Regions from separate parts of the Mus musculus genome. Here all the other regions are linked to region 1. A link is a loop called in an ENCODE intact Hi-C map of the cell type or tissue named here. Cell type or tissue: heart. All regions are shown on one strand. Links, peaks and the distances in the headings refer to the core of each region. The heading gives the core; the rest is flanking DNA.

Region 1 (7,550 bases), core at 1,622-6,621:
ATTCTGATTTTCCTGCCTCCATCTCGCCAGTTTCAGGACTACAGTTCTGTCCTACGAGGCCAGGTTTTATCTGCTAATAGGGTATTGAGGTGGAGGGAAGTATTCTACAAACTGAAGTACACCTTCATGATTGGCTCATTTTTGTTATTTGAGAATTTCATACTTATATATAATGTTTTGATCAAATCACCTCCAATCCCTCTTCTCCACTTTTCCCCTCCTTTCCATTCATCTTCTTTTAAGAGATTTATTTATTTATTTATTTATTTATTTATTTATTTATTTAATGTATATGAGTACACCATTGCTCTCTCCAGACACACCAGAAGAGGGCATCGGATCCCATTACAGATAATTATAATCCACCATGTGGTTGTTGGGATTTGAACTCAGGACCTTTAGAAGAGCAGTCAGTGCTCTTAACCGCTGAGCCATCTCTCCAGCCCCATGAGTCTTCTTTTAAGCTGACTAATTCTACCTGATGCTGCCTGTACATACATGGGTGTAGGGTCATTCAGTACAGCCTCTTAGGCTACACATCCATGAAGAAAACTGGCTCTTTCTCCCCCAGCAGCCACCAACTCCCAATAGTTTCTCAGCTAGCATAAGGCTTCATGGACCCTTCTCCCATCCATGCATGGATTAAGCTGGCTTGTTCTTGTTCCATTCCTGGCCCTAAATGTGGGATTTTGCAAAGTTGGTATAGTACTATTTTCCTGAAATTACAAAGAGAAAGCAAAGAACTAGAGTGCTTGAGTGTCTGAAGTGACTAGGGTGACTGAAGAATTATACTTTTTTTTTTTCTTTTGAGACAGTGTCGTTATGTATCATTAGCTATCCTGGAACTCACTATGTAGACCAGGCTGGCCTTGAATTTACTCTGTAAATTTACCTGCTTCTGTCCCAAAATGCTGAGATTAAAGGTGGTCACTACTACACCAAAGCAAAGGAGTCATACTTAAACTTAGTTAAGTTTTCTGTTGTTGTGATAAAACACTATGACTCAAGTCAACTTGGGGAGGAAAGAGCTTATTTCATTTTACAGCTTCCCATCATCTTGAGAAGATACAGCAGGAACTCAAGGTAGGAACTGAAGAACACTGGTATCTTATAGCACCTAGGACCACCAGTTTAGGGTTAGTTTTGCCTGCAGTGAAATTGGCTTTTCCAGATCAAGAATCAATTTAAAAAAAAAATCCAACACAGGTTTGCCAGCAGCACACCTGGTACGCCAGTACCTGGACCTGATAGTTAAGATAGCTGTCGTTTAAGTTATTATTGTTGGAAAGATTGGGATAGCAGCATATTTCATTGATGCATATACTATCAGGTTATTTATTTATTAAGACAAGGTCTCCTTATGCTATGCAGTCTGGCCTGGAACTACTAGGCTCAAGTGATAGATTCTTCTGCCTCAGCCTTAGACTACAAATGTATGCCAGTGTGCCTGCCCTATGATGAATGATTGATTGCATGTGTTTAGGAATGGGAAGTTTTTGAGTTAGCAACGATTTCTAACTTACGCCTGGGTTCACTGCTGTTTGAGACTTAGCAAGGAATAAAGACTGCATCCTTATTTATCTGATCTCAAGCCCTATTCACCTCTTTGAGATAAGAACCTTCCTGGAATGGGACTGGCCTTGGACATCCTCACAGCAGCACAGCAGCTTCTGAATTGGTAACCTTTCCATCCCAGGCACTTTGCTTCCTCCAGCTCCACAGTTCATTCCCTCCCTCTTGCAAAGATTCTGTTTCCAAGGCAAGGAGCCTCAGCAGCGTTCGTTCCCCCTTTCTCTCTGTCCTTTGAAGAGAGGACTTGTTTCTGGAATCAGCAGTTTCAGATTACTGGAAGCAACCAGCCCTGCTTATCTTGGTAGGTGATCCAGGTGCCTTTCTCTGTTTGAAGCAGATCCTCTTAAACTCTGGGTTGTGAACTCACATGGGTTGTGTAATTTATTGTGGAGCAGGGGTCGTGAAAGATTTGGCAACTGTGAGAGGCAGAAGCAGGCAGATCACTGAGTTCCAGGACATAGCCAGGGCTATAGAGAAACCCTGTCTCAAGAAAAATAGTTTTTAGATTACATGCACAGAACCAAAAATTAATTCAAAATCAAACATGATTTTCATCGTTGGTAATACTTGTTTGTGTGGCATCTTGAGACTTCACTGTACTCTTGGTTCTGAACATACATGTTTAACATGTGTACTTTGTTCTGGGCACACTACACAACACCAAGGAGAGCTGCCTGAAATAGTACTGCTCAGATTTGAATTGTGGTCTTACTGGGCATACAGCACTGTGCTTTTACAGAAAATGATTTAATTATGGAAAATAGACAATATTTTTCTACCTTCATTCCTCAGTATGTATACATTAACATATATTTTGGTTAGGATGTTTGATGTTGGAAATGACTGAGTTGCTGACTTGACTTTCATTACAAAAAAAAAAAAATCATTAAATGAAATATTGGCTTGGACCTAGGACAGAACTTCCAATAGTTTCTGAGATGGCCCTAAACATACTTCTGCCATTTTGTACAACACCAGTCTCAGGACTAGCAATTATAAAATAAAAAAGGTGAAAAATGTTGAAGGCACCCTATGTCCTGTAGTATCAAAGAGTCAGGATTAGCCGGGCGTGGTGGAGCACACGTTTAATCCCAGCACTTGGGAGGCAGAGACAGGTGGATCTCTGAGTTTGAGGCCAGCCAGGTCTACAAAGTGAGTTCCAGGACAGCCAAGGCTACACAGAGAAACCCTGCCTCGAAAAACCAAAAAAAAAAAAAAAAAAAAAAAAAAAAAAAAGAAAAAAAAAAAGAGTCAGGGTTTAATTCTGTATATGGGAACCATCACATTTGTTTAGCACTTATTATTACTAGGGAATGATCCCAGGCAAGTGCTCTGCCACTGAACTATAGTCCTAGCCCAAAGCATATCTTATTATCTTTAATGAACGGCAAAATTTTATATATGCCCAGGAATGAATTATTTTAAAATCAATTTATGATTATCAGTAAATGTTTGATTCTTACCTATTTTATACAAATATAGATTAGGGTCAGATAGATAGTTTTTCAGGCAAAAAGGGGTCATGATTGAAAAAGTTCAAGAGGCCTTAGTATAAGACCACTTGCCATTTTGGGAAAAGTCTGTAAGGGACCTGGAGTCACAGCTCATGTATGGGTACTGGGATAGGACACAGCTAATCAAAGATGGTCTCAAAATTAAAAAAAAATGTGTTGGGGGCTCATGTGGGGGCTAGAGTTGGTTCTCTCCTTCTACCATGTAGTGTGTGGGATTCGAACTCAGGTTGTCAGAATTGCCTGAAAGGATCTTTTCCAGCTGAGCCACAGTTTTGTTCTCTCTTCTGTCTTAAAGTAAAAATGATGGAGTGGCTTGCATTTGTCCCTTCACCTTGCTGTTAGGTCACAGTTGTCTTCATTTTCCTGTAGCACTGTCAACTGTGGATTTAATTTTGACTTTTATGTCTCTCTTTAATATGGTGAGGCACAGTGCCTGCATTTGATACAATTCTGCTGACAAACTTCCATGCAGCCTTGGCTAAGCAAAGTGCTTTGCGTGTATTGCCTCATTTAACCTATCTAATAAACTTGTCTATTAGAATCTGTGGGTCGGGTAGGGGCTTTCTGGAATGTAACTTAAAAAGCAGCCACCCTTTCTTGGAGAGAAGGAATAGTTGAGCAGCTGGCAGTGGGAAGGGCAAGGCCTCCTCCCTCTTCCCGGCAGCTGTCTTACCAGGCCAGACCTCCTCTCTCCAAAGGCTGGGGTCTCCACCTCTGGCCCATGTCCAGTCGGGTGGGAGGCTGTGTGGCTTTTTCCGGGTCACTGGCACACCCTCTCTATCCTAGCCACCTGCCCCTGTTCCATTCCAGTTCCAGGCTCCCTAGAGCGACCCAGGGACATTCCAATCCTCCCACTACCCTCGCAAACGCCGCGGGAGGAGGGAAGGGGGCGCAATTGCTTGGCCTTCTAGAACGCAGCTTTGTCTCGGCCTTCTAAGGATTGATGAAAGGCTTGAAAGTTGGTAGTTTACAATCGACTCCTCGGTGAAGCCGCATCTTCAGCAACAGCGGCACTTTTTGGGAAACCGTCTCGCAGACAACTGAAAGCCAAACAGCCAAGTTGTCTCCCCAGCAGACCAAATATGGTCACAAGCGTTAAGCAGCCTTCCGTGGAAAGTCTGGCCTCGCGGGTGTCTCCCTGAGCCAGGGTGCGCCCCGGTCCGACCTCTGGCAGATCCGCGCCCCGTGCCACATTCCGGGTGCTGGGCGCTCCCCTTAAGACGAGGGCAAGCGCTCAGGACAGACTCATTCTGGGCCTTGGACCCTCAACCGAGGGCCCTCCGTTATTCTCCGATTTGGTTTTTGTCCATAACCCCTTGATTTAACAGGCTTGAACCATTTTCTCTTTGATCCCGCCCCAAGTCAGTGGTAAACTCAAAGGAATGCAGATAGGCGCTCGGCGGGAGAGGTCGGAGCGGCGCGGCGGGGCGGGGGCACGGTCTCTCCCGAGCTGCGAAGTGCCCAGCCCACCCCCGCCAGCCGGGCTAGGGTGGGAGGAGGAGGAAGAGGAGGGGCGTGGGGCAGGCTGGCTCCGGCCAGGAGGTCATGCATAATTCAACAGCTCCACTTTCGGCCCGCCTCTTTCCTAAGGGTGGGAGTTTGCTTCAAACTTTGTTTATGGGACAGTCCGGGAGCCGCGGCGGCTGCGCTCGTCTACGTCTTCTCTGTCGCCTCCTCGCGCAGTGGGAGCGCCCGAGGCCGGTTCCGGGGATGTAAGAGGATAAGCCTTCGGCTGCTGGGAATCCGCTCGGGATCTGCCAGCCGGGACCGGGTTCCAGCTCGTCAGTTCGGGAGGCGCCCAGGCTTGGCTTCCCCGAGTCCCCAGGTAGCTCCCGCCGCGCCCCGCACCCTCTGTGGCGTCCGGCTCTTAGACGACCGCAGTCGGGACGCCTGGGGTTGCCGGTGGGGGTATTGGGCAGGGGAAGCTGCGACTGGGTCTGGTGCAGGCACCCCCCCCCCCCTTCCTCCCGCGGCTGCCTGCTCAGGGGAGCTTCTCTGTTGCGGGAAAGTTGCATAATCTCGGAGGCCAGGGGCGCCCCCTCCCCCACCGGCTGGTCCCTGGACCCATACCTAACTGTCTCTAGGTTCTCTCTGTCCTTCCCCGGGACTACCCCCTCCTCCTCTGACTTGCACCAAAAGGCTGATCTGATCTTTCTTTTTTCTTGTAGAAAGATGAATCCGTCCTCGGTGCCCCATCCGCTCCCGCCGCCAGGGCAGCAAGTCATCCACGTCACGCAGGACCTGGACACCGACCTCGAAGCCCTCTTCAACTCTGTCATGAACCCCAAGCCCAGCTCATGGCGGAAAAAGATCCTCCCGGAGTCCTTCTTTAAGGAGCCCGATTCCGGCTCGCACTCGCGCCAATCCAGCACAGACTCATCAGGCGGCCACCCGGGGCCTCGACTAGCTGGCGGCGCGCAGCACGTCCGCTCGCACTCGTCGCCCGCATCCCTGCAGCTGGGCACCGGTGCGGGAGCCGCTGGAGGCCCTGCACAGCAGCATGCACATCTCCGCCAGCAGTCCTATGACGTGACCGACGAGCTGCCGTTGCCCCCCGGGTGGGAGATGACCTTCACGGCCACTGGCCAGAGATACTTCCTTAAGTAAGTCTGCCGGCAGTCAAGAGGGGCAAAGTTGTGATGCCCTGGACGCTCGTGTGTTCGTGGCGTGTGTGTGTGTGTGTGTGTGTGTGTGTGTGTGTGTGTGAAAGAGAGACAGAGACAGAGAGAGAGAGACAGAGAGAGACTGAGAGACTGACTCTTCCAAGGTGCTTCAGAGATCTGCTAAGATAAAAAAGTAGGGGATGAATCTCTGGGAGTTGTACTTGACTAGAACAGAGAACGTTTCATGAAGTGGAAACTGCTTAAGCCCTAAGAGATCCAGGCCATTGGAAAACTTAAACTTGGGGAAAGGAATTTTGAGCGACTTTGGCCTAAATCTGGGTCTTAGGCCCTTAGCGCCTTCACTTAAGTTAGCTAGCTCACAGCCAGGTGAGTAGGTGGTCTGGGTTCTTCAGTCACTCAGGAAAAGCAAACCGGAAAAGAACACAGTGCCTGGTGGGCTTTACCTCTCCCAGCTGATGACGTAATGACCACACAGCACAGTAATGTAATTACCAACCGCACTGTAAAGTAGTTATGGGCTGGACCAACAAATTGTGTGGAAATTGGGTCAGGAGTCTTATGTTACACTTGGTAACCTAAAATACCGTCACGGCAGGGCAGTAGTGTGCGTTGTCATCCTTCATGCCCTATCTGCCTAGCTTTTTGAGGTTGTGAATTTTACATTAGATCCAGCTTTTTGAATTAGATCGAACAGAGAAATGTATTCTCAATTGCTAGAGGGAGTTCTTGAGGGAAAGCCGGGGCTGGCACTTGAATTGTTATCAGAACCAGTGAGGTCATAGGGGTCAGGTTAGAAAAGGCCTCCGAAGAAGTTGTGGCTGAGCCATTGGTGTAGAATCACTTCAGCTCGGCTCGGCTGCGCTGCCTGCCCAAAGGGAAGACATCTAAGAACTTGTCTTAAACTTCATCTTACAGCCCCGTTCCTTTGCTGAAGTAGCCTTGCTTTGAAAGGCTCAAATGTAAGATAGCACGTACTATTTTAAAAAATGTAATGCCAAGCTCCTCCTTGGCATTAACTATCTTTGGTCCTTTGATTACCCTCTAAGAATGAGCGGATGGCAGTGGATGCTGTGGGCATATCTGAGACTCATCCTGGTTCCCAGCTCTTCCTCATCCCAAAGCTGTTGACATCACGTGCACTTACTTAGTTTTATGTGTATGTGTGTGCGCCTGGATGTATGTATGTGCACCACATACATGAAGTGCCTGTGGAGGCCAGAAGAGGATGTCTAATTCCCTGGGGTGGCAGTGTGAGCTCCATCCCCCTCCCCTAATTTGGGATTTCGGTGCTAGGAACGGAACTCCAGTCCTCTTCAAGAGCACCAAGTGGTTTTAACCATTAGCCATCTCTCCAGCCTCTTGGGGATATACTTTTTGTTGTATTTGTAATCTTTGTTTTGGGGCTTACTGTGGTGCTGGCATCCTGAAGATAACTCAATGGCTTTGGCACACAGTTGGTGTCTGGATTATTGAGCCATGCATGGTGTAGACACATGCTCAGGGCTTTGATTTCTAAGTGGAGGTTGAAGTCAGATATGCAATGTAATAGCATGGCGTTTTTCTAAGTCTCCAAAGGAAGATATTAGTGTCCGTACTGCATACATGTTCAAAATAGCATTGTGTATAAATGCAGCTGTATGTATTTCACCATGATTTTTTTTTTTTTTACCAATGTGAACTTTGCAATAAATACAAGTAGCGTCTCAGTAATTTTCGATGGTCCCTTTTGGCCGCAGATGATTTTTAAACTGCTCATGAATGCACACGTATATGTGGAAGAGCCGGGCTTGCCTAATATCTGTGGGAACCTAGAAAAAAAAACCCAACTTCTAAATAAAAT
Region 2 (7,550 bases), core at 1,278-6,277, 67 kb after region 1:
AGACGTGTGGAAAATGAGAGAAAAGACTGGTGAGGGGAGATTATAGAGCTGTCGTCCCAGGTCTCAGGTCTCAGGTCAGGGAAGTGAGAGGGGAGAATTCCCCGAGTGTACTTTGTTGGAAAATGCCAGAATGATATGTAGCATCCAGTATACTAACTTAAAAATTAAAAAAGAGAGAACTAATGAGAGAGAACTCCCTTTATTCTCTCCCTTCTTGGGTTCTCTGTTCATCTAGGGTATTTGTTTACCTTTTCTTGTTTCCTTTCCTCTGGTTCCCCTTTCCTCTCTACCCTCAGGCAGTTTATACCTGGCATAGTGTATGGTTTCTGTTCAATGAAATACCCAAAACAGCACTGCATGCTAGATGCTCTTATGCCCTGTTGAAGGAAACTGAGGCTTGGAGAAGTGACAGTGGCCTCCTAATTAGACAATGACAGAGGTGGAGTTCAGCGTCTCATTTTGCTACTTTCCACAGAAGATGTCAGGGTGTGTGTTATAAAACACTGTGGACTGCGTTGAAATTATGAAGCATGTGTTAGCCTGGCGTGCATAAACCCCTGTGTTTCGCCCCTGGCACCACTAAAGAACAGGAAACCTCGAGGTGCGTACTTCAAGATCCTCGGTGGCATGATTCATGCCTCACTCACCATTTCAGTACCTTGGCATTTGTCTTTGACCCTTCTGGTTCCTTCTTACAAAAAGGGGTTGCGGCTGTGAAAAACACTTTGAGTCTGTCTTCAGACTCTGGGTTCACGCCAGCCTTCTTGTTGTTGATTCATGTTGCTGTGCGCCTTGAAAACACGAACAGAAAGTGGGTCAGACAGCCCGAGCCTGTGGCTCATCTTCCTAGAATTAAAGGAGAAAAGAAACCAAAGCTAAGACAAAGGGAGCAGATAGCCCCAAGTGAGGAGATGAGGAGCGTACTAACAAAAGAAATTGGGGTTTTGTAAAAAAAATCATTATTGGTGCGGATGTGCGTCCAGAGGGCGGATGCTGACGCTTGCCAGGCTCCTGTGCCTCTACTGCTCATTGTACATAGACAGTACAGAAAGGTCATGGTTTGCTAAGGGGAAGATACAGAGGAGGTGGAGGTGTAGCTCTGCCGTGGTCTGCTTCCTGGAAGCCAGAAAGGGAGAGAAAGGGCAGAGACCTTCTGTGAGGTAGGTCATTAGGATCGTCCTGGACTCCTGCCTCCTGCAGAGGACCTTTTCAGAGTATGCGCCCTTGGCTGAATGAAGCTCGGGTAGGCTAAGGGCTGCCACTCTTTCACTTGTTGTTCTTCCTATCTTAATACTAGAACATTAATTCTCCATTAATCCCCATTCTCCTGCCTGGGAGAAAATGGCTTTGTCCTCATTTTCTAGCCAAGTGACATTTACTTCATTTGGCCCAATTAGAGGGGGAGAGAAAGAATGATAGCTGTAGCCCAACTTGGAGACATTTGATATTTGGAGTGAGTTGAGAGCAACCAAGCATTGGGTCAGTGGATGCCCCACTTAAGAACAACTGGAAAAACAGCACGGAGAAACATGTGTCAGACACAGAGAGCCTGGAAAAACACTTTTCAAAGTTACTTAAGCATTTATCATAGTTTAGTGACTTTAAAACAAACTGAGCTGCTTTCCAGATGTCAGATGCAGGCAGTGTGGTCGGTGTATCAAACAAGAAGCCTTGAGACAGAGTGTCGGTTCTGGACCTTTTATAATTAAAAACAATAGCTCCTAGCCACCTACGATCTCTTATTTTTACTTCTACCAAATCCCCACCCTTGACTTACCAATCTTTTGAGGGCCCACACACTGTAGGCCCTTAGAACATCTATATTTAAGTGGCATGAGTTCAATATTCCACACCTAGCAGATCTCAGCACATTTATTTGGAGAGTGCAGAATAGCTTCATCTGAAGCTAGGCCATGGAAATAACACATATCCTACGGCTGGAAAGAACTGGCTGCATTGGACTTACTGAAAGATAATATGCTATGCACTAAACCTTAGTAGATTGTACGTTTAAAGAATTTTCATGGTAATTTCCACTATACTCAGTGGACATTTACACTATATTTTGCAGCCTATGTGCAAAATTTTATTTTGGTGGTGGGGTGGGGGTGGGGGTAGGGGTGGGGACAGAGTTCAGTGCTGTGTGTATTTTACCTCCAGCCCCAAAACTAATTCTACAGTTGGATCCCTGCAGAAATAGCACCACTGTAAAGTTCATTAAATGAGTGAAGGGATGAAAATACTCCATTTCCTATGATAACAGACTTCATCTTTTCTACACTTATGTGTTTCTGTCATTGAGAAAATACCAAGTGTGTATTTTGAAACTGTCATTTAGAAAATCAGAAAGTGGAGGGAGCGAAACAAACGTCTACACTCCGCTTGAGTCCCGACAGTAGAGCCTAACAGGACCTTTCACATCTTTAATAATATTATTAATCCCAATGTAAGAAAAGAGGGAAAATGCTGGGTGTTTATAGTGAGGTTGTTTACGTAGCCAAGCTTCTTCCATGGGCTTCTTGGCTTGAGTCGAACAGACAAAAACAGCCAGGCCTTTCCTCTTGTGCTCTTAGTGGGTTGTGAAAAATGAAGTTAAGCAAGAATTTGGCACTGCTTGCAGCGGCAAAGTGAGATTTGCTTGTCCTGGATGATACTGGTGATGGTCTGGCTCTACACTGTGGCTGGACCTCTTCCCCTCTAAAGACAGGTCTATGAGTCACACTGCTAGGCTAGATTAATGAACCATTTCCCAAAGTGGTTTTGTCTGAGAAATGGTACATTCATAGTGTTTCTTTCTTTCTTTCCTGTCCTGAGCACAAAACACTGGTTAACTAAGCCCTTTTAGGAGTCACAGATAGTAAGATATGGTCCCAAGCTGGCTCTCACTGTTTTCCTGTGCTGAGGGGCCACCCTGACTCCCTTCTGCCTCGACTGAGTAGGTTCAGAGGGAAGAAATAAGAGGGAAGCTCAAGTAAAACTCAGTAGAAAAGATCCAAGGTAGACAGATCACCACAGCTGGCTCCAGTGCAAGGCCTGTTCACACCGATGCTGCTAACTTAAGTGGCTTCTTGGCAAGGCTGGGGTGGAAGTTAAGGATTAGAGCCGAGGCTGTTAAAAATACAGTCCCTTCCATTCACTTAGAATTCTAGAAAACTAGAATTCTAGACTGGAAGCCTGCACCGAGGTAATGCTGATATCATCTTTTTTTTTTTTTTTTTTAAGATTTATTTATTTATTTCATGTATGTGAGTACGTTGTTGCTGTCTTCAGACACACCAGAAGAGGGCATCAGATCCCATTGCAGATGGTTGTGAGCCACCATGTGGTTGCTGGGAATTAAACTCAGGACCTCTGGAAGAACAGTGCTCTTAACCATTGAGCCGTCTCTCCAGCCGTTGATATCATCTTTTATCTGAAACATCTTTTTTTTTTTTTTTTTTTTTTGGTTTTTTGAGACAGGGTTTCTTTGTATAGCCCTGGCTGTCCTGGAACTCACTCTGTAGACCAGGCTGGCCGCGAACTCAGAAATCCACCTGCCTCCCAAGTGCTGGGATTAAAGGCATGGTCCACCACTGCCCGGCTTATCTGACATCTTAAAGATCCTGTATCTGGGTATGAGCTGGCACTCGGGTGACATATACTGCAGCGATACCTGTATGAGCTGTTGCAGTGAAAATTGGGCTGGAACTTTTGAACCACAAATTCCCCGTGGTTTCAGAAGCAGAGCACTCTCAGATTTCTGTTGTGAGAACAGTCACCTTTATTATATGTCACATGTACTTTTTTTTTTATAGCGTTGGGGTTTAGATGTTTACTGTTTTGATGATAGATATGTCAACTGTGCACATTTGTAGTTGGACTCTTTTCTCCAGGTGTCTTTTATCCCAGGTTAGCAAGCGTGGAGTCATAGGTGTTTTGGAAGATTGGAAGAAGAAGTGTAAGTTCTTGATAGTTTGTGAAAGCTACTCTGGGGCAAAGGGTTGGTTGGAGTGAAAGCTAAAAGGGTGAACTTAGAAGGGAGACTGCTCACCTTAGCAATAGTAGTAAAGCATTAGTTGGGCATCTATTCATCCTGGGTGCCAGCAATGCTTCATTTCTGATTGTCAGTGTGTCTAACCTCAAAAGCAAGCCCCCCCCCCCCCCCATCAACGAAGTAGCTAATGCAGGAAGCAGAGGGTAGGCTTCTAATTGATGAGCTGTGGAGCTGAGTTGAACATCCACATTAGGTAGTGTTGGCTTCTGCTGTGGGGTCCCACTGTCATCACTTTCTATGGCATTCTGCTTTTAGGTGTTATCAGTGTGTGCTTGGGCCTGGGAGGATTGTTCTTGTTACTATTTTTTTTAGATTTATTTATGAGTACACTGCAGCTGTCTTCAGTCACACCAGAAGAGGGCATCAGATCCTGTTACAGATGGTTGTGAAGCCACTGTTGCTGGGATTTGAACTCAGGATCTCTGGAAGAGCAGTCAATGCTCTTAACCACTGAGCCATCTCTCTAACACCCTCCACCCCACCCAGAGAATTATTAAAGGTCACGGCCATCACCTTTTTCTTATGGTTTAAGATAAAATCTTTGGTATCAGTTAGCAGACCTAAATGTCATAGGCCAGAAAAAAAAAATAAAACAAAAGAGAGAACTCAGGAAGTGCCAGCACATAGTAAAGAATAGGGAATGCTATGCTGTTTCCCAAGTCTTGACACTGAAGTAAGAATGCTTCTTCAGAGTATTGAATTAGATTAGAATATGGGTAATGTTTGTCTCTGAAAATATTGGAGATTTGTGTTGTAATTAGGTACAGTCTTCGAAATTTCAGTCTGGGACAAGCCTTGCTATCTGCTCCAGGATCAACACTGGCATAGAGTTTGCTGTCTGCTTATAATGGGTCTAATTTACTTGGCAAACCCTGTCTGAGAATTTATCAGTCTCATTCAAATGCATTTAAGTTTTCCTTTTTACCATGTACCAAGACTGAGTCTACTTGTGTCAATTCACAAAAAGCAGCTTGCAAGGGTATTTCATTTAGCACTGTTTAATGTTATTGCTTTTGTTTGTTTGTTTACTTATTTATTTAGAGACAGGGTCTGGTTGGCCTGGAACTCCCTATGTAAGCCAGGCTGTCCTTCAAGAGCTGAGATGATGCCTGGCAGTGGTGGCGAATTCCTTTAACCCCAGCACTTGGAGGCAGAGGCAGGCGGATTTCTGAGTTCAAGGCCAGCCTGGTCTACAGAATCAGTTCCAGGACAGCCAGGGCTATACAGAGAAACCCTGTCTCGAAAAACCAAAAGAAAAAAAAAAAAAAAAAAAGAGCTGAGATGACATTACATCGGGGCTGTTAACATACACCTTTGTTATAGAGAGCGGTAATCAGGACCGGTGAATCAAGTTCATCTATATCTAAATTGGACTTATAATGTCATGGGGATTGCAAGATTTAAAAACAAACAAACAAACAAACCTTTTGTATGCCATGCAGTTTGTTCCATGGTCATGAGAAAAGTTTACATTTCACTGGAAGAGAAATAATTCTACTCCCCAAAATAAGACGGAGTCAAGGAAGAGGTCAAAGAGGAACTTCATCAAAATAGCATTACGATGGACTTGCTCCTTAGTGTGCCTTATTGTTCCTGTCTCATGGGTACCGTTATCTTTATGACCTGCTAGGTTGTGGTGGGTAAAGGGGCAGGGGGAAGGCTTTCATGGCCTGATGATTGGAGCACTCATCCTGACTGTAGTGTGAAACTGATATATCAAAGAAAGAGGGGCAAAGGCATAGGGCAGTAAAAAGATAAGGGCACTTATAATCATTTCCATTTTTATACCTTTCTATGCTTCCAGCATATAAAACACATTATACATTATTGTCATGTGGCTTTCTTCCATAAACAGAAGTGTACTAGGTCAAGGACTGGCAAGTAAATCCTTCCACAAACACCAGACCATTTATTTGCTGGGCACTGAGAAGCTGGTAGATTCTATTTTTCAGATAAGGGTTTATCTTGGCTTTTAATGCTTCTATATGTATATGTTGTTTATATATAAAATGCTTCTCATTTTTTATTCCTGGCCAGAGCACTGTGCATCACGCATAGTAGGTATATAGACTTTGGTTGTTGGGTCAACTTTGTTAGCCTTGAACTTGAAGCAGGAGATGCCTGACACTAATAAGTGAACTTGGGAATCCTGGTCATGAATCATGAAACCTGTAAGTGATTGTTGATAATCTAGGATGCTTAGAACAGACCGGCTTTCCTTGCATGTGTTTTTGCTTAGCATATTTACTATAGGGGCTTTGTTTTGCATCTCTTTGGCTATGGATGCCAAGTTTGGGGTGGGTTATTCAGTTAGGTGACACAGGGTCTGTGCTAGTGTTAAAGTTCAGGTTCCCAGGTATGTTGTGATTTCAAGATTGTGATCTTTTAGGATTGTAAAGAGTCTGTAGTAGGTTACAGGGGTAGTAGTGGCTCTGGAGAGCCCCGAATTTGTGTGTGTGTGTGTGTGTGTGTGTGTGTGTGTGTGTGGCTTTGGAGATCTATTCCCAGGAATAATTTAGATTCCATATGGACTTGGGATAGAACAAATCTAAGTGGGAGAGGAGAGGAAAAGGAGAAAGGGAAAGGAAAGCCATCAAGACCGAGGGCACATGGTCTTTCTCATCTGAAGGAAAAGTAATATGTAGGACAAAGCAGTAGGAGAGGAGAAAACCAGACAGTCCCCCCAGGCTCATGGGCAGGGCCAGGCTTGGAAGTAAGGGGTAACCTAAGGGCAAGAGTGCTTCCTCTCTTTATTGTAGTTAATCTTTACCCACAGACTTTATCTCATAATTAGAATCGTTTTGTATTAATCCACGGGGAAGAGAATTTGACACATCGGTTTCCCAGTAGCCATCCTTTCCGGTCCAGAATCTTTCCAGAGGCACGCTGGCCTTTTCTGTCTGCTGGCAAACCCCAGGTCCCTGGATGTGCTCCTGCTCATTGGTGACTAGCCAGTTCTGGAGCCAAGTCCTGCTGGGGTTTGAAGTCTAGTACAGGTTTGTCCTTCCAAGGAAGGAGAACGGCCACTCCTTCCTTATTTGTTGTGGGCGCTTTTCCCACCACATGCTATTCGAGGCTCGTCACGGGAAACCTTTGTAGGGATTTTGTTTTTTAAGTCTATGGAAAAGTTTGTGATTGTCAAGAAAAGCTTCCCTTCCTCTTAGGAACTGCTATTCTTTGTAAACTACATGGGGCCAACAGACTGGTTCCATTTACTCCCAATCTTTTAAGACTGCAGGAAGATATGGGGGGGGGAGTGTAATTTTTCTTTTCATTTCATTTATGTATTTTATGTTGTTATTGCCTTATTTGTTTGAGGCAAGGTTTGTAGCTTTGGCTGACCTTGAATTTAGAGAGATTAGCCTGACTCTGCCGGGAGTGTTGGGACTAAAGGCATATGCCACCACACCTGGCTCCAAGCTTATATCTGAAGATCAAGTTCTTTGCCTATGCTATAAGGATTTCTGAATTCTTTCAAAATGAAGTATCTTCAGTCATCCCTATTTTTTTATATCTT
Region 3 (7,550 bases), core at 1,250-6,249, 110 kb after region 1:
AACAAAATAGAATCGGAGACGGCTTTGATTGCAGTTTTAAAACGAGTTTTCATTGGTTTAGGATGAAACTCTTTCCCCCTCTCTTTCTTCCTTTTTCTCCCTATTGATTCCCTTAGCCAGTATCCATGGGATTGAAAGTAATACAAGGATAAGTGGGACGTGACTGCTTTGAAATGGCTTTTATGGTAGCAGATGAGACAGAATAATTAGTTCTAATCTAAGTTGTTGGTCAAAGGGTAAATTAACGTCATCACCTCCTTGGGTCCCACTGGTTACCCCTTTGACTTTTGTTATTGTCACTGAGCCCAGACAGCTCCACTTCCTGTGGAAACAGTAGAAGATACTTCTGAATCTCTTTTCATTGACCACTCCTCCTGCCCAGTAAGCTCTTCAACCACTGCTGAATTGGGGTCAAAGTAGCAGGCTCTCCATAGAGGTAGCGTCTTACCTAGACTAGGCCTGGTGGTAGCAGGCCTCTCGTTCCAAGTCCTTGGAAGGCTAAGGCAGGAGAATTGAGAGTTTAGGCCACCCTGGGCTGCCAAGTGAGTTTAAGGCAATTAGTGACAGACCCTGTTTCGAAATAGGAAAATAAAAAGAGGGGCCTGAGGCTGGAGAGATGGCTCAGAGGTTAAGAGAACCGACTACTCTTCCAGAGGGCCTGAGTTCAATTCCCAGCAACCACATGGTGGCTCATAACCATCTGTCATGGGATCCGATGTCCTCTTCTGGTGTGTCTGAAGACAGCGATAGTACACTCACATATATATATAGAAAGAGGGGCCTGTAAAATGACTCAAAGAGTAAAGGCACTTACCACCAAGCATGGCACTTGACTTTGACCCCTGAAAATCATAAGGCAGAAAGAGGGCAACTACCACAAGTTATCCTCTGATTTCCATGCGTGTGGTATGGTGTCTATACATGCATAGGTGGGATGCATGTATACCAAACACATATATGCATGAATATATTCATACATGTTGTGGAGTTCTTATAAGGATGTAGCACATGTAGATGATTTGCCTGGCATGCATGAGGCCTTAGGTCTCATCCCCATATTTCATCATTCAGAATTTCTGTCTGTCTGTCTCTCAACTTGGCATACTTCCTTAAGTTTAGTTTCTAAATTTAGCATTATGTTTTTGAAGCAACAGCATCGAGCTTTTGAGGGCCTGCGCTGTTAACTATTTTCAAGGCAATTCCATACTGTTTCCCCTCTGTCCTCTCTTTAATTGGCACTTGGGGGTGGGGATGGGGGCAGGAGAGCAAAGCTTGTAAACAAAACTGCTGACTAAGGTTGGCCTTTCGTTTCCAGGGCAACAGGGACACAGATGGAGGGAGGCAGGCACAGGATTCTTTCAGCAGGTTTTACAGATTTCTGTCAAGCTTGACAGCCACTCTGGGGGTGGGGGTAGGGTCAGCTGCCCAGCCTCACACAGCCATTTCAGATCCATGCTGCCAAGGAGAGCCGTGCTCCTCTCAGGGAAGATTTAAAGGGCTGTTTTCTGTCTTGAGTTTTTAAGAGATTTTTCAGAACTTAAAAACATACCTAGCAAAGCGTATAGGGCAATCAGTGGCTGCTACATAGCCCTTGGAACATGAGGTATAGTTATTAGGAAAGCACACTGTAGAGTTAGGTTTCAGGGTTGACTAAGGCATTTGACTGGTCCTGTTGTCCTACGTTCACCATATATCCCTAAGTCATCTGTAGTAAGATGGCTGTTTTAAGTTCATCCATTCATATATTTACTCAACACATGTTCTTATCACACATGTTGGGATGGAAAGTGGTGAATTTGTCTAGGAGTTGAGGGCGTCTATTGTGTTCCCCCACAAAGGAAGGTAGTGTATGTCTATCTCGTAGGTTAGCGCTCTGGAAGCAAAGGACCACTGCCTGCTACAGGTCAGCCTGGTCTACATAGCAAATTCTGGCTAACCAGAGCTACATGATGAGTCTTTGGTCCGGGTAAGGGTGGAAATGGGAAGAAAAGAAAAAGGGTGCCAGTTCAAATCTTTTTAGAAAAGACTCCCCGGCTCCATCACTCCAAACCAACCTCTTCCGTGATACGTACTTGTCCCTTTAAATAAATATGTTCATAATAAAAAGTCCTTTCGAAAACAAATTGGTCATTGTTTTAAACTGGAGGCTTATTTTGTACTAAGGAAAATGAGATCACAGAGGCATGAGGAAGTATTCCATTTCAAAAAATCTACTTTACATTTTTGTTTAAGTCAGAAGTATATCTACATTTTTCCTTCCTTCAAGTGATTCTTAGGCGATAACAGGCTTTGGATAATAATTACAGACTCAACAAATGTTTCCTCCAAAGTATCAGAGTTTCGAATCTGCACTTTTCTAGAGCCAGTCTGGCAGCTGAGTGTGTGCGAGGTGTTTCAAAGAGACACTCCAGGAAATGTGGCAGTGAATTTCTAGAATCGATTGGTACAGGCTTTCAACAAAAGAGATTGACACCAGATCCCCCCCCACCCCCCCTCTTCCCAGGCAGTCTGCCTCTGCAGTCTCCGTGGCTTTGAGAAAGAAAGAGTGAGCTGCACCTCTGCACTGAAATAGCCGCTTTAACGGTGGGATTTTAAAATACCGCTTTCATTTCATTTGTTTCTACTCGCCCCACCCTTCATAATTAAAACAATTCGGTCTTCCATTTTTGTAGAATCCCGGCTACACACTTAAATCAAGCTGAGCACCCTCAGAAGAGGTTATTATCATTCAGTTAGCTCCCTTTGAAGTACATTCCAGCCGAGGCAGGAGCTGGCTGGTGGGAGGTGCCCTGCGAGCCAAAAACACTCACTCGGAGCCAGGCCCCGCTCTCCATTGCCTTTTACTTTCTAGCTTCTTCTGTTGATTTATTCCACAGAGCTGCAGGCCAGTGGGGGAACTAGAGGGGAGGAAGCTTCCAGAACTTCTTAACTCACAAATTGTCTCTGCCTTTCATTATCCTCTGCGTCCACCGCACAGCTTCTCAGCCCTAGGAGGGTGCCTTTTGAATCCATAAATGACGTTTGGTTTTGTTGTTTAAGGGAGCTAACAGATTACCAGTAACTCACTCCAAAGACTCTGTTTTACAAAGGGTTTCCATTCCCAGCTTGTATGTGAAGAAATGTTGGGGGCAGGAGGAGGGAGGGCTGCAGCTTTTCAGAACTTTCTGAGACTGGCCTTTAAAACCGAACCTTAAAACTTTGCTAAATGTGGTGTGAATTCCCGGGATACTAGCTCCACCCATATACATCGAAAAGGATCATAAAACATTTCCAATCCCATCTTCCTCCCGGCTCGGGGAGGAAAAACTGTGCTCAGTGCTGTTGAATAGGCTGGTTCGTTAAGTTCTCTTCTAAACAAGCTGAATGAGGTCATGGGGTTGGTATTTCCATTTTATAGCTGGGAAAACAGGATCAGAGAAATGAAGTAACTTGCCCAAGTTTCATCTCCAGTAGTAGGTGAAAGGGTTTGAATTTGAGGCCTGCCAACTTCAGTCCTCACTGCCTTCTCCCTGGTACTGTCTGTGGAAATTACCGGAATAGCCTCAGAGGTCAAACTGCCTGGATTTAGACACTGGCTCCACCTGCTGTTAGCTACAGGGCTCTGGGAAAACCACTTAACTCTCTCTGGCCCTGTTTCCTCATCAGTAAACTAAGTTAATGGAGTCCTGTGTTCAGGCTTCACATGTTTTTTTTGCAAAGTCTAGTCAAGTCTCTTTGCCTCGCAAATCTTTCTGTGCCGTCCATGACACCTTCTATTGTTTGTCTCACTGTGTTCTTTGATCTATGTCCAACAAGATGCTTCATAAAGCATCTTAAATGAACTGTCAAGGATTTAGTCCAAGGGGCTGCAGAGATGTTTAAGAGCACTGACTGCTTGTCCAAAGACCCAGAGTTCAGACCTCAGTACTCACATGGTAGTTTAAAACCAGCTCTTATGCTAGTTCCAAGGGGGTCCCCCATCTTCTTTTTTGAATAGCTTAGGCACTGCACACATTTGGTGAACAAACATACCTGCAGGCAAACAAACAACCCCCCCAACCCATACATGTAAAAATAAATAAATAGCATTTTTTAAATTAAAATTTTTAAAGATTTATTTATTTATTATATGTAAGTACACTATAGCTGTGTTCAGACACCCCAGAAGAGGGCGTCAGATCTCATTACAGATGATTGTGAGCCACCATGTGGTTGCTGGGATTTGAACTCAGGACCTTCGGAAGAGCAGTCAGTGCTCTTAACTGCTGAGCCATCTCTCCAGCTTTAAATTAAAAAAATAATTTAAAAAAAGAATTTAGTTTAAAATTTCACAGCTCTATTGTAACTGACCTGGGATTTGAACTCTTGTGATTTTAAAGTCCTCTTCTCTGCATTGCATCACTGCTTTCTGTTATGCCAAGCTCAGGACAGGTTCAACAGCATCCTTAACTACTTCTTGAGAATTCCACTGGCAAATAGCCCACAGAACTGAGAAGTAGCCAGTACCTTACCTGATTACAACTAGAAATTTCTTCATTCTGTCTGCCACAAATCTGTGACTGGAGGGATCTTGTAGTTCACTAGTAGCTTAAGAGCCATTGCGAGGCCTTTGAGTTTTGTGATATCCTGACTCCTCGAAGACCCGATATTCTCCAGTGGTCATGCTCATGCATTGTGTGGCTTGGTGAAAGCACTGATAGACCTGCCCAACGCCTGACACACGGCTTGATGGCATGGCAGGGAAGTCAGCTGGAGTAATTGCAGAAGTAATGATGTTCCTGGAGATGGATGTAAGACCAGAGAACAGCAATATAGGGGTTAGATGAACATCCTAATGCCTGTCCATTGTCTATTCTTTGTGATTGTCTGTCTAGAATCTTGTAATTGGTGTTTTTCTATTCTAGCTAGTCTGTGTAAAAGACACACAATCCTGGTATTTTATTTACAAGCTATAGGCCTAGATTGGGCAGGTTTGGTGCTATTTTAACTTACATCACTGTGGCTGTATAACCTAAATACTAAAGCTGGGTAAGATGTGTTTGGAGGAAGAGAGACCTGAAGTACTGAGATGTGGAGAAATCAGAGGCCTGTTTTAGACAGGGCTTGTGGTGCCCTGTGAATAGACCACAATAGTTAGCCTTTCTGTTGCCGTGATAAAATACCTGAAGCAGCTTGAAGGAGAAAAGAGTGTCTTACCAGCTACAGTCCATCCTTTAAGGAAGAAGCCAAGGCTGGAGGAGCCCAAAGCAAGAACCGAGGCAAGAACCATGGAGGAATGTTCTCCACTAGGCCGCTCAGCTTGCACTCCCACATCTGTCATCAATCAAGAAAGTGCCCCACAGGTCTGCCCACAGGCCAGTCTTACAGATGCAAGCTTCTCTTCCCAGGTGACTCTAGTTTGTGTAGGATGACGTAAACTAACCAGCACACCTGCCAAGACGAGAGAGGATGATAATTAGTTTTGAGCACTCTTCATGGTTGAGGTAAAGGTGGATGATTGCCCTTTTGCTTATAGAAGGGCTTCAGCTATCAGGTGACAGTCAAAAGCATTCTGATCTAGACTTTAATTACCCAGTTTTGATAAGGACATACTGGGGAGGTTGGTCCTTTATTTTTAGCCTTTGGTATTGTCCCCCACCCCCCAAATTTGTGGGCAGATATGGGGATTTTTTTTTTAACCTTTCAAAACAGGACTGTCTTACTTGGGTTTCTGTTGCTATGATAAAACACCATGACAAAAGAGCAACCTGGGAAGGATGGGCTTTATTCCATCTTATATTTATCCCATCACCTGCGGGAGGGCAGGGCAGGGCAGGGCAGGAACCTACAGGCAGGAGCCTGGCCTGTAAGAATGTGTTGTCTGGCTTACTCAGTCAGCCTGCTTTCTTGTATAACCTAAGACCTCCTACCTAGGGTAGTCCTGCCCTGCCCTCAGTGAGCTAGGCTGTCCTCCCACCAAGAAAATGCTCCAAAGACTCTCCTGTCAGCTATCTGATGGAGGCACTTTCTCAACTGAGATTCCTCTTTCCAGATGACTTTAACGTGTGTCAACTTGACAAAATAAAAACAAAACACAACAGTGGGAAACCAGGCAGGTAGAATTTTAAAAGTTCTAAATGTAGAACTATTATATTATAAAATACAACTCTCACCACTCTATAGTTAAACCTAATTTTAGGCAGTGTAAGTTTTCTTAGCCTTGTGATGAATTTTCACATTCTGATTTAATCTTTCAAAGGTGAAAGGTGACTAGGAGGAAACTCTTAGGTATCAAAGTGGATCTATTCCACACAACACTGAGGGATACTTTTAAAGTTATCTGCTTACACACTTATTTTTGTAGTTCTGGGGATGGAACCCATGGTTTTCCTTGTACCTCTTAGGCAAGTCCTTTACTGCCAGTGTCTTTATTTTGTCTTTAACCTGTGTTTTTGAGATTGGTATGTAGAACACAAGGTGAGGTGACATTAGATATCGATGCAGTGACTTCTGGAGCAAGCTCTGTTCTGAGCATCTTTGTCATAACAGCAGCATTTTGCACATGTGGTGTTATTATTCCCCCGCTGTGAGGTGGTAGGGGACAAAATTGTGAAATACCTCAATGGGACACAGCAAGGCCAGAATTCACATCCAAGTATTTGGTGCTGCTGTTTCTGTTACTGGCCACTTAGCACCGTGCATCTTATGTTAGGGACAGTGGAGGAGGATTCAGGTGAACTGTTAACTAGGCAGCGTGTGTACTAATTTGTGGTTGAAGGTGTGATTTTTTTCCTTTTATTTCTCATTTTGTTATCACCAGCATATTTTTTAAATGTTTCTATTTGAATAAATACTATTTCTTATTTACTTACTCAGAATGTATTTTATGGGTATCTACTACTACATACTTAACATGGTTACAGGTAGTGGGTGTGTAGGCATGAACATGGTGAATAAGATCCCTTCCTTCATGGGTCATTCATTGGGGAGGACAGATAAAACCCAAGTTGCTGTGAAGAAAATAGGTGCAGGTTAAAAGACAGACAGTCATGGGTGGTGGGAGGTGACCTTTTAGATAGGGGCAGGGAGGAGTGTCTTGATACCTGGCATTTGTAGGTTAGTAACTAAGGGAAATGGGCTTCGGTGGGACGTGTGTTCCAGACAGAGGGAATAATTGTATGGATTCAGGAGCTGGAAGCAATGTTAAAGCCAGACACTAAGATTGGGAGACTGTATCAGAGCCAGGCTGGGATGGTTTTTTGGCCACTGGGCTACAGGCAAGATGTGACTCCACTATCCATCCTGGTAGGGTAGGAAGCAGAGGTCTTCCTTATATTTAGCTGTTCTTTGGAATGGTCTGTGACCCAAGAATAATCGTACAATAATCTTAAACAAGTCATTCCATTGCATTGTTAATAATAAATGGTCCGATTTATTTACTTTTTTAATGCTGTTAGGGTTAAAAGAGCCCTCTGCAGTCTCTTGCATTTTGTTAGTTACTTGAAGAAGGTAGAAACATGATCCAGTGAGACCCCTACAGACAGGATATAGCATTTCCTCTTTTGGTGACTTGGAGACTGGTGTAACTAGTT
Region 4 (7,550 bases), core at 1,054-6,053, 89 kb after region 1:
GTTCTTTTGCAACCTCAAAGCTCCTCCCCTCACACGACACACGTCCTCCACAAGGCCACACCTCTTAATTCTTCTAATTCTTTTAAGCAGTTCCACACCCTGGAGACTAAGCTTTCAAATATATGAGCCTACGGTGGCCACTCTTATTCAAAGCACTATTTCTTCTTGGTGGGGAAACGAAGAGGAGAAAGAAAGAAACTGATATTTTCATTCATTTTTTCCTCCTCTTTTATAGTATGTAACATTTAAGAGAATAAAAGTAAATAACCAAGTTAAATTGGACTAAGAGGAAACTATGGCTGAAAGATGGAAAGAAGACCAAACTCATGGAGCTAACGGGAAAATGAATAACAGGAAGCCCTATTTGGTGACCGAATGGATTTGAACTTGCTGGTCTCTGATGGGTCTACCTACAAGAGACAGGTCATTCATGCGAGATAGGCCCACATGTTTTTGAGGATGAATATGCTTCTTTTTTTTTTTTTTTCTGGGTATAAAGCACAAAGCAGTGATTCCTCAAGCTTGTCTGGACACTGTCAAGCAGGGCCAGTGGGAGTTCTCAGGAGGTTTCTTGAAACCTTCCAGAATAGGTTGAGTTGCAGGCCTGATCTCAGCTTAACGCGGATCAGATTTAGACCGTTGAGAGCCACAGTTGCTGTCTTGAGTAGTTTCCATTGTTACTGACACAGCCCTTTAAAGCTCACCCTTCCCAATGAAATGTAGAGCTATAGGCATTTGTTCATTTTACCTGGGGCCAAACTTGGCCGTGTGCTAAAAGCAAAGAGCCTGCTACTTGCCACTCCTTACAAGACGGAGTTACTCCCCCTGCACACCCCCCCCCCTTTTTTTTTTACGATCCCAGCCTCCATGTAGGTCTGGGAGAGGCAGTTGAGAGACATTAGTTCTGAGCCTCCTTTGACCTAATGTGACTGAATCACTTGGCAATTTCTGGTGTCATTCAAGCAGGGTGTCTGAAGGAGATTCCTGTGCCTCTGGAATTCAGGCTAAAGTGCTGCCTTCCATAGCTTTTAGGCAGCAGTGAACCTGTATGCTGCCCCTTGCCCTCTGCCTTGGAACTCATGGACTGTATCCTTTTTACATAAGTACCATACGTCAGGGATGTTCTCACCTTAATAGCATCTTTATTAAATCTTTGAGAACTTCACACAATGCATTTTCATCATCTTCACCCCCCCACTTCCTTTAACTCCTCCCAGATCCACTTGTACCCATCTCTCTATCCCCTCCAATTTGTATCCTTTTTAATTTTAATTTAATAGCCCACTAATTCCAATTTGAGTGTCCACATACTTCTGTGTGGGGCTATCCGTTAGAATACCAACTTACCGGGAGCCACATTGTTAAAACTGATTTTCTCTCCCTCAGTTCCCGTCTACTGTCTGTAGCTCCTAAGTGAGGGTGAGAGCTCATGAGCCTATGGGGGCCACTCTTGTTCAGAACACTCCATGTTAGAATGATTGGTTTGTTCAGGCAGGCACAGTGGCTGTGAGTTCACACGCGCAGCATCCTGCCATGCGCAGAACATACTATTTAGTTGGTGTCCTCATGGGCTCCTTTCTCCTCTTCCTGGGCTATGGTCCCTAAGTAAAAAGTTATTATTTATGTGCTGTTTGTCTGACTGCCCTTTTCCAGAGGGGAAGGGACCCTGCTGTCTTTTCCATCACTGAATCTAACAGTAGAATATCAGAAACGAAACGATGAAAGGGTCAATGCCGTTTAACATCCCCAAGTCACCACTATTCATATTGATCCTTTCTATTTCTAAGGCAGTTGACTCTTACTGGACATTTGTTGCAAGCTGGGTACAGTAGTCTGTGAAATTCACAGATGTGCAAAGCCACACAGTTTGATGAGCTTTCTTCATCTTGATACCCTGGGTTAAATCATAGTTTTCTAATCCCGTGTCTGGTCCCCCTGTCCCCCAAGTGGTTCTAAACTGAAAAGTGCTGATGTCCCATTGCTATCTTTGTTAATGCCTCATCTTAATTTTTGTGATATCTCACAGAGCCAATAATTTCCAGTGTTTGATTGTTACCTGCAAGTTCCCTTTTATAAAACACTCCACCTGCTTGGACTGCCTCATGCATTCTTAATGTGGATTGTGTGACCTCTGTAAATAGGCAGGAATCGGAGTTGTCATGTCCTTTCGGGATAAAGGTACACTTACTATCTAAAGGTAGTAAAACAATTTTGTTTTCCCGAGAGTGTCCACCCATGGAAACACGTTCAGAATCAGAAGGATGCCATTCTGGAGCAGCGCAGTAAAGGTCTTAGTTTCTACTGTTCCTTACTAGAAATTGCTAAGCACACCATCTATGTAGTAGTGCTTCCTGCTGGATCACTTTGGGTAAATCTTGAGATATTCCAGCAAGTAGGTGGAATTGGGGTTGCACACTCTGATACTGCTTTAGGTGAACACACACACACACACATACACACACACCACACACACACACACACACTCTCTCTCTCTCTCTCTAAAGAAGAATTCAGGAATCAATATGACAAAAATGGGAGGGTTGGTTGTTGTGCCCCACCCCATTTTATTTTTCTGGATATGTTATAATGATAAGAGCCAGTGACCTTTAGTTAGACCTTTATGGTTAGCAAACTATACATCCGGAGAGTCTGCTGTCTAAGGAGAGCATCAAAGCCGGTGGCACAAGCCTTTGTCATCTTCCTAGCAGAGTAGAGGAGCACAGTTACTTGTGCACTGGTCTAAGAATAAGATTACTGTTTTAAATGGGCAAGCAAGATTACAAAGCAGGAAAATGATTTCTTGGTGCTTAAAATTCAAGGTTGTCTGGGAAGTAATTGCAAGTTGGGCTGTAAGTTCTTTTACTGGAAGAGTCTGGAACACTTGCAGCCTTGCAAGCTCCGTGCCAGTCTTTGGAGATTCTGTTTAGCTGAGTGTATATTGTCCTTGAGCTCTGTGCTTATCAACTGAGCCAGCTAAGAACTAAAGAACTAAAGACTAAAGACTTGAGTGTAAAGTCGGGGTTGTGAAACTTACTGGTTTAATACTTTACAGACGTTTGGAACTAATTGCACCGGAAGTGAAAAGCTGGTTTCTTCCTGTTTGTTTGTTTGCTGACGGTGTTGGATGTTAAATACTGTTTCTGGGAAGTAAGAGCTACAAGTGGCTAACTGTTGACAAAAGCTAAGAAATACACAAGGAAGAAAAGAGAGGCATCTGCAGTTATTGTGTCAAGACTAAGTCAAGGCTGCATTGTGGCTGGGTTTCCTTTCCTCTGTGGACATGTGTTTTCCATCAGACAGGGCTGCGTGACACGTGATGTTGGCCAGCATGAGTCAAACCATGCATAGCATATAAACAGAGGTTAGGAAAAGACCTGCAGCTGCACTCAGACGCTCTTCCTGCTGGAATATTTTGAGAACTTGGTACACTGGGTCTGTTTGTAAGTCAGAAACGATTTACACCTGTATGTTTTGGCTTGGCTTCTGTATCGTAACATGGTCAGTTCTAGTCTTACCTGACAGCAGTGATATGAATCCTGGGATGTAATCTTTCAAAGGTCCACCTGACTTTAAGTTCTCTCTCTCTCTTTTTTTAAATTCAGGAACAAAGTGCTGTAACTTCTGTGTGTGTAAAATTAGACCACAGTCAGAGCACCATCAAAACGTGACCCAGGTTTTCACCCTTTTAAAGGGTCTGCATGAGACTTCTTCATGAGGTAGCACAAGGGGAACTAGCTGTCGTCCTCTCCAACCTAGGTTAACAACTATTTCTGACTTCTGAATGAGGGCAGGGGTAGGGATAGGGACCCCTTAGTGATGCCTATGTAGCGTTCTGGTGCAAACTGCCCTTTCAGATTTCCTGGGGGTATTAGAATGTCTCTGTGTGATCTTAAATTCGTGAGTTGGTGGAAATCATCCGTTTTAAAATGTGTCCCAAGGTCTGTGCTAGAACCCTAGAGGTTATGAGCAGTAGCTAATATGGAGTATAGTCTCTAAAAGCTTAGTGTAAAAATTTAACATAATAGTTGACAAATGTCTGTATGGAGAAAGTGATCCCCAGAGACTTGGGAGAGCACAAAGGGGCTGACATTCTACTATGGCTGTAGTAACAGAAGCCCGAGCTCCTGGCAAGCTGCTGAATGAGCCCCTGGACATAGGGGAACCCTGGCTTCAAGCTAGATAGGGGCTCATGACAAAAAATCATTTTACTAATGAAAGTCTGATAAGCACAGGTCTAAATGGACTGACCCCATCACCTGACCTTTTCTTGGTTACAGCATACAGAGTTAATAAAATAATATGCCCTCCTCCAATAATGGGTAATTTGAAGCACATTGGCTGCCAATTTGGATTTGATGGCCTTAGTCTTAAATATCAACTGGTTGTGACACCTGGTTCTATAAGAGTTCTGTCTTGATGAGGTAACCCTGGGGCTGCTGAGAGTCACAGGCCTAAAGTCACAAGCCATTCCGTTTGGTAGGGACTTGCGCTAAATTAGTCCCGTCTCCTAGGAAACCCCTCAGTTACAGGGAAGCCAGGATGATTGGTCATACCTTAGTTTCAACACTTTTTAACTCTAAGGTCTGATTTTATAGCTCTTAGCTTCCCCTCTCTCTTGGTGTACTTAGGTTGCTAAATGTGCTACTGACGATGCAGATTAGTAAACCTCTTAGCTTACATTGTACTGAAAGACACACTGTTTTAAGGAGGAAGTTTCCCAGGTTACAAGTCCTGGGTATTATCCAATATGGCATTGGCTGGCTGCATGCTTTCTGTTTTGAGGAAGTACTACTCAATTTTCAAACACTGTGTCAGCCTCTTCTGAATTCCTGTGTTCAGAGATGATGTTAAAGGGTTGCTTGGTGTACTTGGTATAGATTCAAACCTGGCCTTGAATTTATAGAGATTCTCCTGCCTCTGCCTCTGGTGTGCTAGAATTAAAGCTATGCATACCACACTTAGCCTACAGGCATGTGCCTCCCTCCCTTCCCTCCCTCCCTCCCTCTCTCCCTCCCCTTTTCTTTTCTTTTCTTCTTTCTTTCTTTCTTTCTTTCTTTCTTAATTTTTCTTTCTTTCTTTCTTTTTTTTTTTGCATTAAAGAGATTATTTTATACAGCAAAGTTTTTCTAAGTCCCTGTGAAAACTGCTATGGGATAAAACCATCTCTGACTCTTTCCTGCTCCCAGCATGTGTGTGTGGAGACTGGATAAGAAGACCTTTCTTAATGCTTTATCATCCTTTACCTGCTGTATTCTTTGCTTTTGTTTTCTTTCAGTCTTTCCGTGTTCTAGCTGGTCTCAAACTCTGGCTTGGTTTAGGTCACTCTCCAACTTCAGTCTGTCTCCCGCCGAGGCCTGTGTGTGTGTGTGTGTGTGTGTGTGTGTGTGTTGCTTTGTTCATCTGTGACTTACTATCTTGCATAACATTCTCTAGACCCATGAAATTATTTGTTCAACATAGTAGGAGCTTAATAATTGTTGATTCATATTTAAACATTTAATTCTAATCATAATTCAGTGCTTTGCCAAGACATCTACTAAGCTGGGGTTGACCAGCATTTCTTAGCTTTCTTACTCAGGAGAGAGTCCTACAAGGTAGAGGTGTTGTAATTTTTTCTCTCTTAGAAAAGGGCAGGGAGGTTGTACAAGCCTGCAATCCCACCAACAATGGAGGAGTGTTCCTCTTTCTCCACATCCACGCCAGCATCTGCTGTCACCTGAGTTTTTGATCTTAGCCATTCTGACTGGTGTGAGGTGGAATCTCAGGGTTGTTTTGATTTGCATTTCCCTGATGATTAAGGATGTTGAACATTTTTTCAGGTGCTTCTCTGCCATTCGGTATTCCTCAGGTGAGAATTCTTTGTTCAGTTCTGAGCCCCATTTTTTAATGGGGTTATTTGATTTTCTGAAGTCCACCTTCTTGAGTTCTTTATATATGTTGGATATTAGTCCCCTATCTGATTTAGGATAGGTAAAGATCCTTTCCCAATCTGTTGGTGGTCTTTTTGTCTTATTGACGGTGTCTTTTGCCTTGCAGAAACTTTGGAGTTTCATTAGGTCCCATTTGTCAATTCTCGATCTTACAGCACAAGCCATTGCTGTTCTGTTCAGGAATTTTTCCCCTGTGCCCATATCTTCAAGGCTTTTCCCCACTTTCTCCTCTATAAGTTTCAGTGTCTCTGGTTTTATGTGAAGTTCCTTGATCCACTTAGATTTCCGGGGATCCATCCCATAATCAGCTTCCAAATGCTGACACCATTGCATACACTAGCAAGATTATGCTGAAAGGACCCTGATATAGCTGTCTCTTGTCAGAGTATGCCTGGGCCTAGCAAACATAAAAGTGGATGCTCACAGTCGGCTATTGGATGGATCACATGGCCCCCAATGAAGGAGCTAGAGAAAGTACCCAAGAAGCTAAAGGGATCTGCAACCCTATAGGTGGAACAACATTATGAACTAACCAGTACCCCGGAGCTCTTGACTCTAGCTGCATATGTATCAAAAGATGGCCTAGGCGGCCATCACTGGAAAGAGAGGCCCATTGGACACGCAAACTTTATATGCCCCAGTACAGGGGAACGCCAGGGCCAAAAAAGGGGAGTGGGTGGGTAGGGGAGTGGGGGTGGGTGGCTATGGGGGACTTTTGGTATAGCATTGGAAATGTAAATGAGCTAAATACCTAATAAAAAATGGAAAAAAAAAAAAAAAAGAAAAGAAAAGGGCAGGGAGCCGGGCAGGTGGCGCATGCCTTTAGTCCCAGCACTCGGGAGGCAGAGGCAGAGGCAGATGAATTTCCGAGTTCGAGGTCAGCCTGGTCTACAGAGTGAGTTCCGGGACAGCCAGGGCTACACAGAGAAACCCTGTCTCGAACCCTCCCCCACCCTAACCCCAAAAAAGAAAAGAAAAGAAACGAAAAGGACAGGGAACTCTTGAGTATATTTAAGACTGAAACGTCCAGCAGTAAAATAGAGTCACAATCTTGATTGACAACATAATACACCTGGAAACAGCTCCTTTGTATCTTATTTACTTTTATGAAATACATTAGAGACCATATCCCACTCCAACCCTGTGTCTTTTCCCCACCTCCCTGTTAATTATACTCCCTAATTAAATGTTGCACTTTTACAAAAAAACATTGTGCAGGATTTCTATATACCTCTACACCCAGTTTCCTTTGCTATTGAATCTCACATTCATGTGCTGCGTTTGTAATAACTAATAAACAAGTGTTGGCTCATTTTTGCTAATTAAAATCCACACCTTAAGCCAGTTTATGGCAACTCATGCACTTGGGAGGCCAAGATTGGAGGATTGCTAAAGTTTGGAGGCCAGCCCTAGTTTACCTACCAAGTTCCAGGATAGCCAGGGATACATAGTTAGGTCTCAAAAAGACCAAAGAAATAAGTAAATAAGAATAAAAAATAAAATTAAAATCTCCAACCTCCATTCAAATTTCATTCATTAGCTTTTAGCTGCTGTCTTTTTCTGTTCCACACCTCATATAGCATCCAGACAGCACCTTCACCTGTCCTGTCTCGAGTTGCT

What was found. A loop is a pair of places that touch in the nucleus more often than their neighbours do. Peaks named below come from ENCODE experiments on the same cell type or tissue, not always from the same donor. Only the 100,000 strongest peaks of a DNase experiment are listed, where the experiment ranks them.
Region 2: a loop joins it to region 1, with 4 times the contacts of the local background. A loop is called at or near these places in 13 of 42 quality-filtered maps.
Region 3: a loop joins it to region 1, with 4 times the contacts of the local background. A loop is called at or near these places in 17 of 42 quality-filtered maps.
Region 4: a loop joins it to region 1, with 2.1 times the contacts of the local background. A loop is called at or near these places in 17 of 42 quality-filtered maps.

Annotation. Positions count from the first base shown.
Region 1 is chr3:57,572,962-57,580,511 of GRCm38, reverse strand. Wwtr1 (WW domain containing transcription regulator 1) reads left to right here and starts at 4,636. Exons shown (of 7, transcript NM_133784.3): 1 at 4,636-4,911; 2 at 5,255-5,689. The coding sequence starts at 5,259. In heart, for the core only: CTCF peaks have their summits at 3,966 and 5,293; DNase peaks (open chromatin) are centred at 3,891, 4,631 and 5,431; H3K4me3 peaks cover 3,228 bases; H3K27ac peaks cover 3,006 bases.
Region 2 is chr3:57,505,598-57,513,147 of GRCm38, reverse strand. The region is part of intron 2 of Wwtr1 (WW domain containing transcription regulator 1); the gene reads left to right. Among named protein-coding and RNA genes, the nearest start is that of Wwtr1, 67 kb to the left of the region's middle. In heart, for the core only: a CTCF peak has its summit at 3,287 (motif pointing right); DNase peaks (open chromatin) are centred at 2,607 and 2,970.
Region 3 is chr3:57,466,422-57,473,971 of GRCm38, reverse strand. All of the region lies in intron 4 of Wwtr1 (WW domain containing transcription regulator 1), which reads left to right. Among named protein-coding and RNA genes, the nearest start is that of Tm4sf4, 45 kb to the right of the region's middle. In heart, for the core only: no CTCF peak of the experiment used is centred there; DNase peaks (open chromatin) are centred at 2,761 and 3,511; H3K4me3 peaks cover 792 bases; H3K27ac peaks cover 2,081 bases.
Region 4 is chr3:57,483,346-57,490,895 of GRCm38, reverse strand. The region is part of intron 3 of Wwtr1 (WW domain containing transcription regulator 1); the gene reads left to right. Among named protein-coding and RNA genes, the nearest start is that of Tm4sf4, 62 kb to the right of the region's middle. In heart, for the core only: no CTCF peak of the experiment used is centred there; a DNase peak (open chromatin) is centred at 3,315; H3K27ac peaks cover 1,322 bases.